Linked DNA regions of Homo sapiens: region 1 is linked to region 2. Evidence: chromatin contacts called from ENCODE Hi-C or POLR2A ChIA-PET data. All regions are on one chromosome and are shown on one strand. The core of a region is the stretch at or near the end of the contact, and the rest is flanking DNA. Distances in the headings are between cores, read along the strand shown.

Region 1 (4,779 bases), core at 1,197-3,696, 42 kb after region 2:
AAGACCCTGTGTCTACAAAAAATTTTTAAAAACTTAGCTGGGTGTGGTGGCACATACCTATTGCCCCATCTACTCAGGAGGCTGAGGCAGGAGGATTGCTTGAGACCAGGAATTTGAGACCAGCCTGGGCAACATAGCAAGATCCTGTGTCTACAAAAAATTTTTTAAAAACTTAGCTGGGTATGGTGGCACACACCTATAGTCCCAGCTACTCAGGAGGCTGAGGTGGGAGGATTGCTTAAGCCCAAGAGTTTGAGGCTACAGTGAGCTATGATTATACCATTGCACTCCAGCCTAGGCAACAGAGCAGGACCCTATCTCAAAAAAAAAAGAAAAAGAAAAACTGCTTTTAGGGTTACCATTTATTGAAGCTCTAGTATATACTAGACACCGTATATACAGTACTTAATTCTCACGAAAACCCTTTTTTTTTTTTTTTGACTCAGAGTCTCGCCCTGTTGCCCAGGCTGGAGTGCACTGGCGCAATCTCGGCTCACTGCAAGCTCCACCTCCTGGGTTCATGCCATTCTTCTGCCTCAGCCTCCCGAGTAACTGGGATTATAGGTGCCCACCACCAGGCCCGGCTAATTTTTGTATTTATAGTAGAGACGGAGTTTCACCATGTTGGGCAGGCTGGTCTTGAACTCCTGACCTCAGGTGATCTGCCCACCTTGGCCTCCCAAAGTGCTGGGATTACAGGCATGAGCCACCATGCCCAGCCCCGAAAACCCTTTTACAGATGAAGATGCTGAGGCTCAGAGAGGTTAGATAACTTGCCTAGGCACACACAGCTTCTAAGTGACAGAGTTTGAATGCAGGTCTGTGTGTCTGTCTTCAAAGCCTGTGCCCTTGCCTGTGTCAGCCCTGGGAGGCACTGGTTAACCTGTCTCCATCTCAATCATCCTTAGGTGTCTCTCCCTCCCCACTCCTGGCTCCCGTGTCCTCTGCATGCTGGAAGGGATGGATGGGATAAGCCTGGGCTGGGTGCCCCTGCCATCTCTGCCTGTGCCACTGCATCCTCTAGACCTGAGTCTCCCTGTGTGCCGACAGGTTGGCGGGACGAAGACTGGCGTGGTGCGGTACGTGGGGGAGACAGACTTTGCCAAGGGCGAGTGGTGTGGCGTGGAGCTGGACGAGCCCCTTGGGAAGAATGATGGGGCGGTGGCGGGCACCAGGTATGGTGGGCTTCTTCTGGGGAGTATGGGAGGGGGCTCCTCTCCCCAGGGTGGGCGCAGGGGATGGAGATGGGACATTGGAGGAAGCGAGTGTCCAGCATGTAGTGTCAGACACCATAAGTCCTTTCCCATTCCCTCCTTCCCAACAGCCCACTAAGCTGGGTAGTGGGATTATCATCCCATTTTACAGATGAGAGTATGGAGGCCAGGAGGTCATTGTTCAAGGTCGCACAGTCACAGGCAAGCGCCAAGAGAATCTGTCCCCGTGTTCTCTTCTTTGTGTCACTCATGTCTAAGTGGGGTGGGAGCCCTCAAAAAGGAGAGGGAGGCTGCGTGCAGTGGCTCATGCCTGTAATCCCAGCCTTTTGGGAGGCTGAGGCAGGTGGATCACTTGAGATCAGGTGTTCGAGACCAGCCTGGCCAACATGGTGAAACCCCGTCTCTACTAAAAATACAAAAAATTAACTGGGCATGGTGACACACGCCTGTAATCCCAGCTACTTAGGTAGCTGAGGCACGAGAATCACTTGAACTGGGGAGGCGTCGGTTGCAGTGAGCCAAGATCGCACCACTGCACTCCAGCCTGGGTGACAGAGTGAGACTCTGTCTCAAAAAAATTAGCCAGGCATGGTGGCATGCACCTGTAGTCCCAGCTACTTGGGAGGCTGAGACATGAGAATTGCTGGAACCCGGGAGGCGAAGGTTGCAGTGAGCTGAGATCACGCCATTGCATTCCAGCCTGGGCAATAGAGCAAGACTGTCTCAAAAAAAATAATAAAAAATAAATAAATAAATAAATAAAAGGTGAGGCAGCAGTCCCTGTCATCTGGCATTGGGGTCCCCTGAATGACACATGAAATAATCAGACAATGCCCAGCGCTATATGGCCAGAGGCAGGCCTCACAGATGGGTTCCAGGTCTCACAGCATCTCTGATGAAAAGGAATTGACTGCTGGCGTTGCTGGGTTAGGAGGGTCTAAGGCTGTGTCTGGGCTTATGGTAGGTGGGGGAGTGATGTGGTAAGTGGACCATGTCTGTCACGGATGTGGACTAAGGTGAGGCCACCTGAGTCCCTGTGCAGTCCCTGTACTGGAGTCTGTGGTTGAGACGAGGCTGTGACTGCTTTGAGCAGGAGTGGTCACCATGGCACAGGGGAAGAGCTAGGCTTGGACCAGGCCTCGAAAGAAGGTAGGGTTTCCTTTTGGAAGAGGCTTGAGAGAGGCTGTGCTAGGCAGGGGCTGAGAGCACAGTATGAACAAAGACCTGGAGGTGGGAAAAGGCAGAATGGGGCAGCGGTTTCAAGTGAATCAGAAGCTGGATGGGGGCCAGGCATGGTGACTCATGTTTGTAATCCCAGCACTTTGGGAGGCTGAGGCTGGAGGATCACTTGAAGCCAGCAGTTAAAGACTAGTCTGGACAATATAGCAAAACCTCATCTCTACAAAAGATACAAAAATTAGCTGGGCGTAGTAGCACACACCTGTGGTTTCAGCTACCTGGGAGGCTGAGGTGGGAGGATTGCATGAGCCCAGGAGGTTGAGGCTGCAGTGAGCTATGATCGCACCGCTGCACTCCAGCCTGGGTAACAGAGCCAGACCCTGTCTCGAAAGAAAGAAAAAAACTGGATGGGCCCAGTTCTCGTGGTCCAGTGTGGAATCCGTGACCAGAGAGGTCTTGACAGAAGACGAGAATCCAGGGTTTCCATAACAATGCTTTGCCTTCCTGTTTGCAAGATGAATGTTTCTTTTGACTCACTTTTGCTTTCAGAATTCAGGGGTGGGTTGGACAGCAGTCCCCATCCCACCCCAAGGTTTCTCTTTCAAGCTTTTGCTTCTCTATGCAGGGATTCTGTGGGCAGAGAGCTGATGGGAATCCTTCATTCTGGGGATGGTCTGAGGGTAGCCTGAAAGTGGGGCTGCAGCTGTGGCTGGGGTCTCTGAACAGTCTGTGGGAGCCAAGCTTAGCGGGTGTTGGAGCCCAGCACACTGGAGGACCAGTCTCAGCTTTGCTGCGTAACCAGCTGTGTGACTGTGGGCAAGTTATTTAACCTCTCTGAGCCTAAATTTTCTCATTTGTGAATGTAGATAACTTTGGGGGATGGAAATGAGCATTCATTTAAAGAGACTGGCACAAAGTGGGTCCCAGTAATTATTTCCTACTTCCAAGAGTATTCTCATTGGCTGTTCACAGCTGCAGAGACTCTCAGACCCTACTCACCTATATCCTTTTTTTGAGAGTCCTATCTCTCCACCTGGAAGATTTCCACCTTGGAGTGTCTTTCCACATGGGCCCCAAGGAGGTGTCTTTCTCTCTTTCTGCCAGGCTCTGAAGAGGCAGAGGAGGCAGGGGAGGCTCTCCAGGCTTTGGGGCCGTGACAGCAGCTTGGGTCTCTCCTGCTTCCACAGGTACTTCCAGTGCCCACCCAAGTTTGGTCTCTTCGCGCCCATCCACAAAGTGATCCGTATCGGCTTCCCATCTACCAGCCCAGCCAAGGCCAAGAAGACCAAGCGTATGGCCATGGGTGTGTCAGCACTGACCCACAGTCCCAGCAGTTCCTCCATCAGCTCCGTCAGCTCTGTGGCCTCCTCCGTGGGGGGTCGGCCCAGCCGCAGTGGCCTGGTGAGGGTGGGGCTGCAGAAGGGGATTCTCTGGTGTGCGTTTGGGAGGGGTGAGGATGTAAGAGATCCAGGTGTTCTGGTCTGCCCCTGACTTACTCTAGTTCCAGTTTGGGATTTTTGAACAAAGAAGAAAGTGCATATCTTTTAATAGGGAAAATTGAGCCATTTACCTTTATTGCTGTTTTTATATAACTGATTTATTGGAACCCTAAGCCTTTCTCTGGAAGTTAAGGAGGGTTATACAGATGCAGGGCAGGGAGTTCAGAAAGGTTGGCATCAAACCCTGGATGAAGGGAAAAGAGGAGGCTGCTTGGTGGCTATGGGCAGAGGGCATTCTGTCCAAACCCAATCTAGGATTGGAGGTTCCTCCTTTCCCAGGAAAAAGTGGCCAAAGTGAGGGAGTCAGAGGCTCTGGCTATCAGGAGCTGACTCTCCTGAGATGGGGAGTTTCCTGAATCTCAAACATCAAGATTCCCCGCTGGGTGAGTCAGCAGGGGCCAGGATGTCAGAGTACTGGCAGGGGAAGAGCAGGACCCTGGGAGTCAAGGCACTTGGGCTCCCACCTGCTATGTTGCTGTAGATTAGGCTGGACAGAGCCAGTCTGCCCTGCAGTGCTTCAGATCCCTGAGACCCGCCTGCATCCACACCTTCCTGCAGCTCACGGAGACCTCTTCACGCTACGCCCGCAAGATCTCGGGCACCACGGCCTTGCAGGAGGCACTGAAGGAGAAGCAGCAGCACATTGAGCAGCTGCTGGCTGAACGAGACCTGGAACGGGCTGAGGTGGCCAAGGCCACAAGCCACATCTGCGAGGTGGAGAAGGAGATTGCCCTGCTCAAGGCACAGCATGAGCAGGTGAGTGGCAGGTGGGGCTGGGGGCAGAGCTTCTCCAGCCAGCCTCATAGAGTCTCACCCACTCAGAGCGGAGACCCTGGAGGGGGTGGGTGCAGAGAAATATGAAGATAACACAAGCAGTACCTGTCCCC
Region 2 (4,884 bases), core at 1,292-3,791:
CAGGAGGATCCTTTCAGTCCAGGAGTTCGAGACTAGCTTTGGCAACATAGTGAGACTCCAGCTGCAAAAAATAAAAAGTTAGCTGGGCATGGTAGCACTCGCCTTTGGTCCCAGCTACCCAGGAAGCTGAGGTGGGAGGATCACTTGAGCCCAGGAACTTCCAGGCTGCAGTGAACCATGATTGCACCACTACACTCAGCCTGGGTGACAGAGTGAGACCCTGTCTCAAAAATAAAAATAAAATTAAAATGAAAAACAGCTGCCCTACTTTTGTTTGTACAGGCACTGGTTGATGGAGATTTTACTTTTGGGCTGTTATGAGTAAAGCTGGTATGAACACTTGTTTATAAAACTTTCTATGGACACATATTTTTGCTTCTCTTGGGTGGTTGGGTTATATGGGAGGTGTATTTTTAACTTTCTTTTTTTTTTTTTGAGACAAGGTCTCACTTTGTCATCCAGGCTAGAGTGCAGTGGCACAATCTTGGCTCACTGCAACCTCTGCCTCCTGGGTTCAAGCGATTCTTGTGCCTCAGCCTTCCAGGTAGTTGGGACCACAGGCACACGCCACCATGCCCTGCTAATTGTTTTTGGATTTTTGGTAGAGATGGGGTTTCGCCATGTTGCCCAGGCTGGTCTCCAACTCCTGGGCTCAAGCTATCTGCCTGCCTCGAGCTCCTATTTTTAACTTTTTTTTTTTTTTGAGACGGAGTCTTGCTCTGTTGCCCAGGCTGGAGTGCAGTGGTGCGATCTCAGCTCATTGCAAGCTCTGCCCCCTGGGTTCACGCCATTCTCCTGCCTCAGCCTCCCGAGTAGCTGGGACTACAGGTGTCTGCCACCACGCTCGGCTAATTTTTTGTATTTTTAGTAGAGATGGGGTTTCACTGTGTTAGCCAGAATGGTCTCGATTTCCTGAACTCGTGATCTGCCCGCGTCAGCCTCCCAAAGTGCCGGGATTACAGGCATGAGCCACTGCACTCGGCCACTATTTTTAACTTTTTAAGAAACTGCCCAACTGTTTTCCGAAGTGATTGTACCATTTTTTATTTCCACCAACACTACGAGCATTTCAGTTGTTCTGCATCCTCATCAGCACTTGGTATTGTCAGCTTTTCAAATTTTTAGCCATTTCCCTTGATGGGAAGTGGTATCTCTTGTTTTGATCTGTATTGCCTGGATGAGTAATGATGTTAGTCATCTTTTCATGTGCTTATGGGCTGTTTGTATATCTTCTTCGGTGAAATGTATATTCAAACCTTTCACCCATTTTTAATTGGGTTGTTGTCTTCTTAGCAAGTTGCAGAGTTCATTATGTTTCCTGAATACCAGCCCTGGCTGGGCGTGGTGGCTCACACCTGTAACCCCAGCACTTCCAGAGGCAGAGGCAGGAGGATTGCTTGAGCCCAGGAGTTTGAGACCAGCCTGGGCAATGTAGCTAGACCCAGTCTCTACAAAAAATAAAAAACAATTAGCCAGGCATGGTAGGGTGCACCTGTAGTCCTAGCTATCCAGGAGGCTGAGACGGGAGGATTGCTTGAGCCCAGGAGTTGGAGGCTGCAGTGAGCTATGATCGTGTCACTGCACTCCAGCCTGGGCGATAGAGCAAGACCACATCTCAAGAATAAAAAAAAAAAAAAAGAAAGAAAGAAAAAGAAAAGAATGCAAGTCGGGCCAGGCATGATGGCTTACACCTGTAATCTCAGCACTTTGGGAGGCTGAGGCAGGTGGATCATTTGAGGTCAAGAGTTCAAGACCAGCCTGGCCAACATGGTGAAACACCATCTCTACTAAAAATACAAAAATTAGCCAATGTGGTGGCAATGGGACGCCTGTAGTCCCAGCTACTTGGGAGGCTGAAACAGGAGAATCACTTGAACCTGGGAGGCGGAGATTGCAGTGAGCTGAGATTGCACCACCTGGGTGACAGAGCAAGACTCCGTCTCCAAATAAATAAATAAATAAAATAATGAAAGTTTGTTATTAGATACGATTTATAACTGTTTTCTCTGTGGGAGGGATTTTGGGCAGAGAAGAGGCCCTGGTGGGGGGGCGGGGGTCAGGAGGCGGAGGGAGTTCCTTGCACCTCACTTGAGTCTCAGCAATGCTCTCCCTTCTCTGCATCTGGAATTCCTAGGTGAGAGGGTCCCCCAGCTGAGCCACGGGAGCAGGAGGCTCATTTGGTCACCCACAAGGTGGGATATTTACTGTCACCAGAGACCATCCCCACTCACCTTTGCTGGCATTGGAAATGCTGACCCAGCCTAACCAAGCTCTCGGAGAGCTGTGCCCAAAGCTCACAGTCCGGCTCCCTCATTGAACAAGCCACCAGGAGGGCCAGGTTCTGAGGACGAAGGGAGCAGCCTTGTACCCCAGCATGATTGACTCCCGGCCCCCAGAATTCCCGGGGCACCAGGGGCGTTGGAATGTTGGATTTAGCAGCCCTGAGGGCCAGGGCTGGCAGGCATGCCCAGTGCTCTCGTGGGCGCACCCCGGCATGTCGGCTCCACTGCTGTGTGCCTGGGGGCAGCTTGTTTTCCTCTGCTCTTAAAACTGCCAGTCTGAGGGAGGAAGTGATCCTTCACTCGGATGTGCCAGGACAGGTAGTAGCATTGCTGACTCATCGGATGCCCTCACGCACATTCCTGACGCGAGCATTGTGGGTTGGCATCTGTATTCATCAGAATTTTTTTGGAAATGCAAATGACATTGTCCCTCAAATAGGTTTAGGAAAAAAAAAAAGGCCAGGTACAGTGGCACACACCTGTAATCCCAGCACTTTGGGAGGCTGAGGTGGGAGGATTGCTTTACCCCAGGAGTTTGGGACCAGCCTGGGCAACATAGTGAGACCCTGTCTCTACAAAAAACTTGTAAACTTAGCCGGGGCAGGGGATGGTGGTGGTGGCATGCACCTGTGGTCCCAGCTACTCGGGAGCCTGGGAGGTTGAGGCTGCAGTGAGCTGAAATTGTACCACTGCACTCCAGCCTCCAGCTGGAGTGGCTCACGCCTGTAATTCCAGCACTTTGGGAGGCCGAGGGGGGCAGATCATGAGGTCAGGAGATCGAGACCATCCTGGCTAACATGGTGAAACCCCGTCTCTACTAAAAAATATAAAAAATTAGCCAGGTATGGTGGCAGGTGCCTGTAATCCCAGTTACTCGGGAGGCTGAGGCAGGAGAATGGCATGAACCCGGAAGGCAGAGCTTGCAGTGAGCCGAGATTGCGCCACTGCACTCCAGCCTGGGCGACAGAGTGAGACTCCATCTCAAAAAAAAAAAAAAATGAAGAGCCCAAGTGGCCAGCTTCAGGCTCAGCTGGATCTAGGCCCTCCTCGGGACTCAGCTGTGCTGTCTCTGTGTTGGCACCGTTCCCTGGCAGGCTCTCCCATGCGGTAACCAGGATGGCCCCTGCAGCTTCTGGCTTCCATCCTACACCCAGGCAGCCCCAGAGCAGGGAGAATTCTTCCTAAAGGTTTCAGCCACAGCCTAGGCCCTGAGACGCCTCACCTGATCTTCTCTGATGGCCAGGCCTGCATTATGCATCCCCTCTAGGAGTGGGAATCGGGTCAACCCACATAAGTCATATGAACCAAGGATGGGGAAAATGTAGGCTGGGAGCAGTGGCTCATGCCTGTAATCCCAGCACTTTGGGAAGCCGAGGCGGTAGAATTGCCTGAGGTCAGCAGTTTGAGACCAGGCTGGCCAAGATGGCAGAAACCCCCTCTCTACTAAAATACAAAAATTAGCCGGGCCTGGTGGCGGGCGCCTGTAGTCTGACTTACTCAGAGGCTGAGGCAGAAGAATTGCTTGAAACCAGGAGATGGAGGTTGCAGTGATCCAAGATCGTGCCACTGCACTCCAGCCTGGGTGTCAAAGTGACTCTGTCTCAAAAAAAAAAAAAAAAATTGGGGAAAAGGGACCGGGTGCGGTGGCTCATGCCTGTAATCCCTGCATTGTGGGAGGCAGAGGTGGGAGGATCACTTAAGGTCAGGCGTTCAAGACCAGCCTGGCCAACATAGTGAAACCCCACATCTACAAAAAATACAAAAATTAGCCAGGCATGGTGGCAGATATCTGTAGTCCCAGCTACTCAGGGGACTGAGGCAAGAGAATCACTTGAACCCAGGAGGCAGAGGTTGCAGTGAGCTGAGATCATGACACTGCACTCCAGCTTGGGCAACAGAGTAAAACCCTGTCTCTAAAAATAATAATAATAACAAAATGAGTGAAGAAAAGGTTTCTTCAAAATCTGTGACCACAGATATGGCTGGACAGACAAGGGCATCTCCTGTATCAGAGATTTCCTGTGTTTCCGAGGTCCAGACATGAGGATGCTTTTGCCTGGAATCCTCCATCCGACTATGGTGCTCTGAATTTTCTCTCCCCATTGGACGGTGCTCCCCAGGGCAGAGGCCGAGTCCTGCCTGCAGCTCTGGGGCAGAGATGGGGCCTGGCTCATGGTGAGCCTTCTGGAAACATTGGGTGCAGGAAAGTTTGTGAGTATAGGATAGTGGGGAAGAGGCCTGGGGGTGGGGGGCTTGTCCACCCCTCCGGCCCCCTGCAGCCAGTCCCATCTTGCTGCCCCCTGACCCCCTAAACAGATAGCATCATGCCTGGAGGCTTTGCTCCTCTCCAGAGTCCCTTTTGTAAAGCGCTGGTGCTCCTATAAGCTCTTCTGTGCTTCATCATAAGGACACAAAGCTGGCCGGGCGTGGTGGCTCACGCCTGTAATCCCAGCACTTTGGGAGGCGAGGCGGGAGGATCACTTGAGGTCAGGAGTTTGAGAGCAGTCTGGCCAACATGGCAAAACCCTGTCTCTACTAAAAATACAAAAATTAGCCGGGCGTGGTGACGGGTGCCTGTAATCCCAGCTACTTGGGAGGCTGA

Evidence for each region. Hi-C counts contacts between places; a loop is a spot of excess contacts on that map. ChIA-PET counts read pairs that join two places held with the same protein, here RNA polymerase II (POLR2A). Pooled maps may share reads with other maps.
Region 1: a map of endothelial cell of hepatic sinusoid shows a loop between it and region 2 (6-fold over the local background). The contact joins two enhancer-like sites. A Hi-C loop is called at or near these places in 8 of 168 maps with a recorded cell type or tissue (GM12878, endothelial cell of hepatic sinusoid, head of caudate nucleus and 5 more) and 8 of 50 pooled maps. POLR2A ChIA-PET finds 5 or more read pairs at or near these places in 5 of 52 experiments (CD8-positive, alpha-beta memory T cell, H1, K562 and 2 more).

What each region holds. Positions count from the first base shown.
Region 1 is chr7:74,352,830-74,357,608 of GRCh38, forward strand. It overlaps CLIP2 (CAP-Gly domain containing linker protein 2), which reads left to right. Exons shown (of 17, transcript NM_003388.5): 4 at 1,051-1,175; 5 at 3,581-3,794; 6 at 4,451-4,648. Among named protein-coding and RNA genes, the nearest start is that of CLIP2, 66 kb to the left of the region's middle. Within about 2 kb of position 2,447, at least 3 of the 41 ENCODE cell types and tissues checked have a DNase peak (open chromatin) inside an H3K27ac peak, as active enhancers do.
Region 2 is chr7:74,310,295-74,315,178 of GRCh38, forward strand. The region is part of intron 1 of CLIP2 (CAP-Gly domain containing linker protein 2); the gene reads left to right. Among named protein-coding and RNA genes, the nearest start is that of CLIP2, 23 kb to the left of the region's middle. Within about 2 kb of position 2,542, at least 8 of the 41 ENCODE cell types and tissues checked have a DNase peak (open chromatin) inside an H3K27ac peak, as active enhancers do.